Linked DNA regions of Homo sapiens: region 1 is linked to region 2. The links are chromatin contacts, found by Hi-C in ENCODE. All regions are on one chromosome and are shown on one strand. Each heading gives the region's core, a stretch centred on a gene start or an enhancer-like site at or near the end of the contact. The rest is flanking DNA. Distances are from core to core; before and after follow the strand shown.

Region 1 (3,225 bases), core at 612-3,111, 4.2 Mb before region 2:
ACCATATGGCAGACTGAATTATTTTTCCTACCCTACTGCTCTATAAAAGTAGAAGTAAACAGTATTTGCAATAAAATTCAGGATTTAAAACTTTTTTATTGCTAAAATCAAGTTGCCTTCATACTATCCCTTTTGTGTGGTTATAACAGGATTTATTCCTCCTCAGCTTTCATCTCTTTACCTCTTGACCACACTATTAACTACCGAAAAAAAACCGCAGCTGTACACGTACCTAGGTTTTAAAATCATACACTGAAAAACTAACTAAAATTACACTCCTAAATAACCTAAAACTGCTTCAAAGTTATATTCAATATTTTGAAATAAAAGCAAGCGCCCCAAGATGAGAGGTGCAAATAAATTATAGAAAGTGTATTTTCAGGCTTTCCAACCGCGAATGCTCTTTGTTTCTAACTGGAAAGGAGGAGTTAACAGAAAATAGAACAAGAAGAAAAAGTATGACCTTAGAGACACGTCACTTTACTTTGGTTGACAGAATTTCGTATATAAAAACATCTTAAATTGTACTTCCTCCCAAGCTTAAAGTCCTTAGAATGAGAAAACCGAAAGGCGAACCCAAGGCCAGCACATTTTATTTCCGCTGTCCCAGAAGCGCGCTGGGCGCACCCGAAGCTCCGCTCCAACAGCGCCGCGCCGCGCTCTCAGCAGCGCCTCCCGCTGGCGTCTCCCCACCCCACACCCAGGTCGCCGCCTCTGGCACACCTGGACGGCCGCAGGTGACCGGCGACCCACTCCGAGGATCTGGTAGAAACCGGCCAGGAAACCACTCCCGCCCGGAGGAGCGAGCCACTGTCAACTGGCCCGGAGGGACGTGCCCACTGCCAACCATGGGAGAGGAACGAGCCTCTGTCACCCCTGCCGGGTCACCCTGCCCTGAGGGGCGCCCACTGTCACCCCTGCCGGGAGAGGCGTCCCCATGGTCACCCTGTCCTGAGGAGCGCCGTCGCTTTCGTCCCTCCAGGTCCCCACTGCCACTCTGGCCGGGAAGGGCGTCCACTGTTATGCCTACCAGGAGAGGCGTCCCCAGTGTCACCTTGGCCAGGAGGGACGCCCACCGTCACCCACTCCCTGAAGGGGACTCAATGTCACCCCTGCCTTGAGGGGCGCCCACTGTCACCCTGCCGGGAGAGGACACCCACTGTCACCCCCGCCCTGAGGAGCGCCCACTGTCACCCTGCCGGGAGAGGACACCCACTGTCACCCCCGCCCTGAGGGGCGCCCACTGTCACCCCCGCCCTGAAAGGCGCCCACTGTCACCGGCTCTCTACGCCGTCCGCTTCGGGGTGTGGCGGTCCGGGAGGGATCCGGGTGGGGCCCCCCTGACAAGCGCACCCTCTCGCCTGGGCCCCGGCCCACCCGCTGCCCGGGGCCACCGCGTCCTCGCGGCCGCCCTCGTCGCGGACTGCACGGGTCGCAGCCTCCCGGGAGCCCCTCCGGGTTGCGGGGTTCGGCCTGCGGCGCTCGTCACCTCATGAGGTAGTCCCGGAAATCCTTGCTTCGGACATAGTCCGCCGCTTTCCGCACCAACGCGCCCGCCATGGCTGTGCCGACACCAGACCCCGAGTGGTCCCTGCCTCTGCTGCCGCTTCCCAGAGCCAATGACACCCCGGCCAACCCCCCGGCAGCCGACGGCGAGCCAGCCCGAAGGCCCGCCTCACGACACCCGGCCACGCCTTACGGCCGCGCCGCGCCGCCCGGCTCTCGGCCAATGACAGGGCGCAGGGCCAGAGATGGTGGCGCGGACTGGCTGGCTCGTGCCGCACGCCTCCTTCCCGCCCTCGGTGGCGCACGGGGGCGGGGCCCGCTGCCGTAAAACGGCTGGGGCTGGGCCGGGGCTGGCAGGCGGTTGCTAGGCTCCAGCGGCTCCCGGCCAGCGGGGACGTGGAGGTGACATTTCTCTGACCCACAGGACTGTGGGCGCCCTGCCGAGCGTCGCGCGGTCTTGGGGCGACCTGCAGTGGGGCCCCTGCGGCGCAGCGCGCGGTGGGACTGGCCGGGTTCCCGCGCCGCCCAGGGCCTGTGTCTGCGCCGGTTCCTGGCAAGGGCACCTTGGCCGGGCGGCCCGCGTCCCCTGCGCTTCCCACACCCACGTGGGCGGACCCGGCCCGCAAGCTGGGCCAGCCTGCGGTTTCCGGGCACTGGGGAGTGCGCAGAGCCCCGGGCCAGCGACCGCAGCCGGGGCCCCTGGCTTCTCCCGAGCACTTTCCCCCGGACCGGTCCCTCCAGGGTGGCGGGCGGCACCCAGGGCCGGCGCTCCTCACCAACGCGCTGCAGCTACGGGCTCAGGAGGGAGCCGCAGCGTCGGAGGAGGAAAGCATTTAAGAATAGCACAAAGCCTTAGGCTCGAGGAAGCGTGACTGCTTACGTGTTGAAAATAAAGGTTCTGTAAGTCCCACCGCGGGTGCATATTGAAAAGAAAGGGATCATTAGCACGCGACCCTCGCCTAGGAGTATATAAACCGCAGCACGACTTTCGGATCACAAAGGCAGAGAAAAGAACACATTGAAGGCTTTTGCTCACTTTTCCAAGTTGTTTCGTTTCGTTTTGTTTCTAATGTGGACGATCATTTAAAATGCCTCTGGTGGCCGGGCGCGGTGACTGACGCCTGTAATCACAGCACTTTGGGAGGCCGAGGCGGGCGGATCACCTGAGGTCAGGAATTCGAGACCAGCCTGGGCAATACGGTTAAACCCCCTCTCTACTAAAAATAAAAAAATTAGCTGGGCGTGGTGGCATGTGCTTGTAGTCCCAGCTACTTGGGAGGCTGAGACAGAAGAATCGCTTGAACCCGGGAGGCGGAAGTTGCAATGAGCCAAGATTGCGCCATTGCATTCCAGCCTGGGCAACAGAGCAAGACCCTGTCTCCAAAAAAAACAAATAAATATAACAAAATTCCTCTGGTAGCCGGGTGCGGTGGCTCACGCCTGTAATCTCAGCACTTTGGGAGGCTGAGGCAGGTGGATCACTTGAAGTCAAGAGTTTGAGACCAGCCTGGCCAATATAGTGAAACCTCATCTCTACTGAAAATACAAAAATTAGCCAGGCGTGGTGATGCGCTCCTGTGATCCCAGCTACTCGGGAGGCTGAGGCGTGAGAATCGGTTGAACCCGGGAGGTGGAGGTTGTAGTGATCCGAGATTGTGCCATTGCACTCCAGCCTGGGCAACAGAGGGAGATCCTGTCTCTAAAATAAAAAATAAAAGA
Region 2 (3,333 bases), core at 1-2,500:
GGGGTTTTTACCCTCCGTTGAAAACGTAGGGCGAAAATCGCAGCTGCAAAGGGCCCGCGGCTCTGTGCGGTTCCATCCCCAAGTCTCTGCCAGGAGCCGAATACATGGCTGTAGAGGACAACATCGCACGGCTGCGCCTGCGGATCCGACACTTGCTGTCTCACGGCGAGATGGCTGCCTTGACCGGACGTTACGCCACTTCCGGCTTCTCCTGAAGTTCGCTCCCGGCCTCTCTATCTCACGCTAGTCGTTGCTCCTGGAGGGCTGCACGGCGGCTTGTCCCTTTGGTAGTTGAATCCCGCCCATTCCAAAAAGCGCTGACAGGGATGTAAAGGGTTTTTTTTGTTTGTTTTTTGTTTTTTTCCCCCTCGAAGAAAACATTGGAATTCACCCCAATGGACAAAAATTTAAGTCTGACCATACAAAAAAATTGTCAGAACTATGGCGCAACGGCAACTCGAATAACGGTGGGAACGTTAATTGTCCTGGCTAATAAAAAATGTATATAACATTTCCTATCCTTAAAGAGCTCACAACCTCACTGATAATAAAAAGTACAAAGAAAACAAGCAGTATAACATATGATTACGCCACAATGAACTACAGAAGGGAAAATCAAGGCGTGCTGAAGTCCCACTAAGAAACAACTGCGGAAAGAGCCATGTGACAACAGTGCATGAACTGGGAGTGGCAGAACTGAATATAAATGCATGTGTAAACACAAGCTGTTTGTTTTGCTTAGTGTTCCTTGTCATTCTACACGCTTGAAGATCAGCTAGCGTTCTTGCTGACAGGTAAGGAGGACGCGCTTACTGAGTGCCAAGCACTGCTCAGGCACTGATTCTGTCAATCTCTGTCAATCTCCCGACAGCCCAAGGGTAAGCACTGTTATCATTATTCAATTTTACAGAAAAAAAATGCGGGGGAGAGGTCAGGTAACTTGTCGAAGGTAACGCCGCTAGTTGCTTTAAACAACAACAACAACAACAACAAAACACACTCACACATATACACACACACGCCATTTAAAAATCGATCTTTCCTACGTCCAGCAAGGGCCAATTAGAGATGGCTGTGGCACGGCGGCCCCGCCCCGGAACTCCTCAAGAGCTTCGCCCCTCCTTACCTATGGAAACACAGGAAGTGACCTATGCTCACACTTCTCATGGCCTCGGCCCTAGTGGGAGCAACTCGCTGAAGCCGAGGGCAGAACTGGCGGAAGTGACATTATCAACGCGCGCCAGGGGTTCAGTGAGGTCGGGCAGGTTCGCTGTGGCGGGCGCCTGGGCCGCCGGCTGTTTAACTTCGCTTCCGCTGGCCCATAGTGATCTTTGCAGTGACCCAGGTAACAGATTGTACTCTTTTCTGACGGTTCGGGCGAAGGCCACCACTGCACTGAGGCCTGGGGGCAATGGTGGGGAAGAGACTAGGAATTGGCGCGCGTGCAGGCCCCTCGGGGGACGTTCCTCCCTTTCGTGCTGCCGCCGTTCCGGCCTGTAACGGCCACTCGGCCGCCACTCCCGCCTGGTGCCCTACTCTGCTGTGTTTCGCAGGCAGCTTCCCATCGTACGATTGTGGGGCTCAGGGTACTACTGGCTGGCTGGGCGGCGGCAGGCGGGACAGGACAGTCCCTTGCATCGAAGACCCTAAGTTTACCCTGCCCTGTCCTGCCATCCGCTTCTTCTCCATGTTAGAAGCAGATTCACCCAGATCTGTGCCCGCCTGTTTTGCTGCCAACATTGAGACTTAAATATTTTGTCAGAAGCCTGAGACAGCGGGCACGGTAGCGCTTAAGATATAATACACACCACTTTATTTGCAGGGTCTCCCGTCTCTCGGTTCAGGCCATCATGGTTTTCCAAATCTCTAGGTAGACTTTTCTGTGAAAAGACTGTGCTTCATTTAGTTATACAGACACTAGAAGGCTATGCAGAATTAATTTGATTGCCTCCAAAAAATATCGGATTTGATGTTTCAATTTCCAGGAGATGAAGATACCCAGCAAACAACTCTTTTCTGAGGATAAATTAGTGCAGTAATCACTGTGCGGTTTCTTCTGTAGACTTACTTGCAAAAAGTGGCCTGAAGCCACCGAAGGTCCTGGATAAATCTCTAATCATACTTATAATGGCTTTAAATCCTGCCGTCATTATCTCTTGCCTCAACCTTAGATTCCTGAAACGAAACTTCCGTCCTCCAGTTTTACTCCTCTCAAATTCATCTAGTCTTGCCAAATTAGATCTGTTCATACTGCACTTCCGAAATTCCATAACTGTTATTATTGCCTATGCAATAACATTGAAAACTCCTGATAGTATGAGCCCACCAATATGTGCTGTCTCATCTGCTGCAGTGACCTTCTATACAGTCATACTAAGCTTGTTGCCTGCATACTGCATGCTTTTTCAATCTGTCTCTTTCTGCTTGATTTCTCTTTTGTCTGAAGCCCTGATGTGTAAATTCCTACTCACCTTGTGAGACCCAAGTTAGATGGTCCCTGCTTTGTGAAAACACTGCGCTCTCTTCACAGTGATTGGCTGTTAGTCTATATTGTCTTCTCTTCCAGGGGTGTATATGGGCTCATTCATGATCACATACTGTATTCCAGGCATAGTGCTAGATGCAGAGATCACAAAGACATGTAGGCTGGTTTCTGCATTCAAGGAACTTAGCTTAGACCATACCTGCTGTTATAATACTATGTTTTACAGTAGTTATTTGCATACCCTTCATATTGAACACTTTGATGCCAAGGACTATATCCTCCTATCTTTATATCCTCATCTGCAGGACTTCTGTTATTGTTATTATAGGATAACTGTCAAAAAAAAAGTATATTTTAAAAAATATCTCTGATATATTTATTTCCAGAAGCAGAGCTTGCTTTCTTTTTTGGTCTGTTTTTCAGTGATGAGTATGTAGGATAGATAGTCTTTGGGGGCCTTTGCCCTTTCAAAGTGATCGTCAGAGTCTTTCATACATTCAGCAAATATCTGAGTGTCTGTTCTGTACCAGCACATGCTTGAAGTGCATATGCCTGAAGGATCTTTGGACATATAATTTGTAACTTTGAGACCTCTAAGTTCTATGTGAGAATATGTTGTTATAAACTCATTTCAGATGTGTAGTGAGTAAAGCGATGATGATTTAAGAAAAGTCAGATAACAGGCACAGTTTGCATTAATGTGTTCTAAAGAGGTAAGGTTATTACATTTATAAAAATTCAGGGCTTTATCTTTGTGCGGCTTTTTTTTTTTTAACAGTTTCATTACAGTAGGAGCTTGATAAATGATCACTCTGAAGTATATTGGATTGAATTTGATATTTACTTAA

Evidence for each region. Hi-C counts contacts between places; a loop is a spot of excess contacts on that map. Pooled maps may share reads with other maps.
Region 1: a map of B cell shows a loop between it and region 2 (21-fold over the local background). The contact joins the promoter of MPC1-DT here to the promoter of TBP in region 2. A Hi-C loop is called at or near these places in 1 of 168 maps with a recorded cell type or tissue (B cell), 1 of 37 single-sample maps with no recorded cell type and 8 of 50 pooled maps.

What each region holds. Positions count from the first base shown.
Region 1 is chr6:166,381,317-166,384,541 of GRCh38, forward strand. MPC1-DT (MPC1 divergent transcript) reads left to right here and starts at 1,862. Exons shown (of 1, transcript NR_189630.1): 1 at 1,862-3,225. It overlaps MPC1 (mitochondrial pyruvate carrier 1), which reads right to left and starts at 1,624. Exons shown (of 5, transcript NM_016098.4): 1 at 1,490-1,624. The coding sequence starts at 1,560. RefSeq lists an enhancer at 767-946 and silencers at 1,307-1,406, 1,557-2,296.
Region 2 is chr6:170,553,119-170,556,451 of GRCh38, forward strand. It overlaps TBP (TATA-box binding protein), which reads left to right and starts at 1,251. Exons shown (of 8, transcript NM_003194.5): 1 at 1,251-1,345. PSMB1 (proteasome 20S subunit beta 1) reads right to left here and starts at 189. Exons shown (of 6, transcript NM_002793.4): 1 at 12-189. The coding sequence starts at 124. RefSeq lists enhancers at 1-321, 1,132-1,521.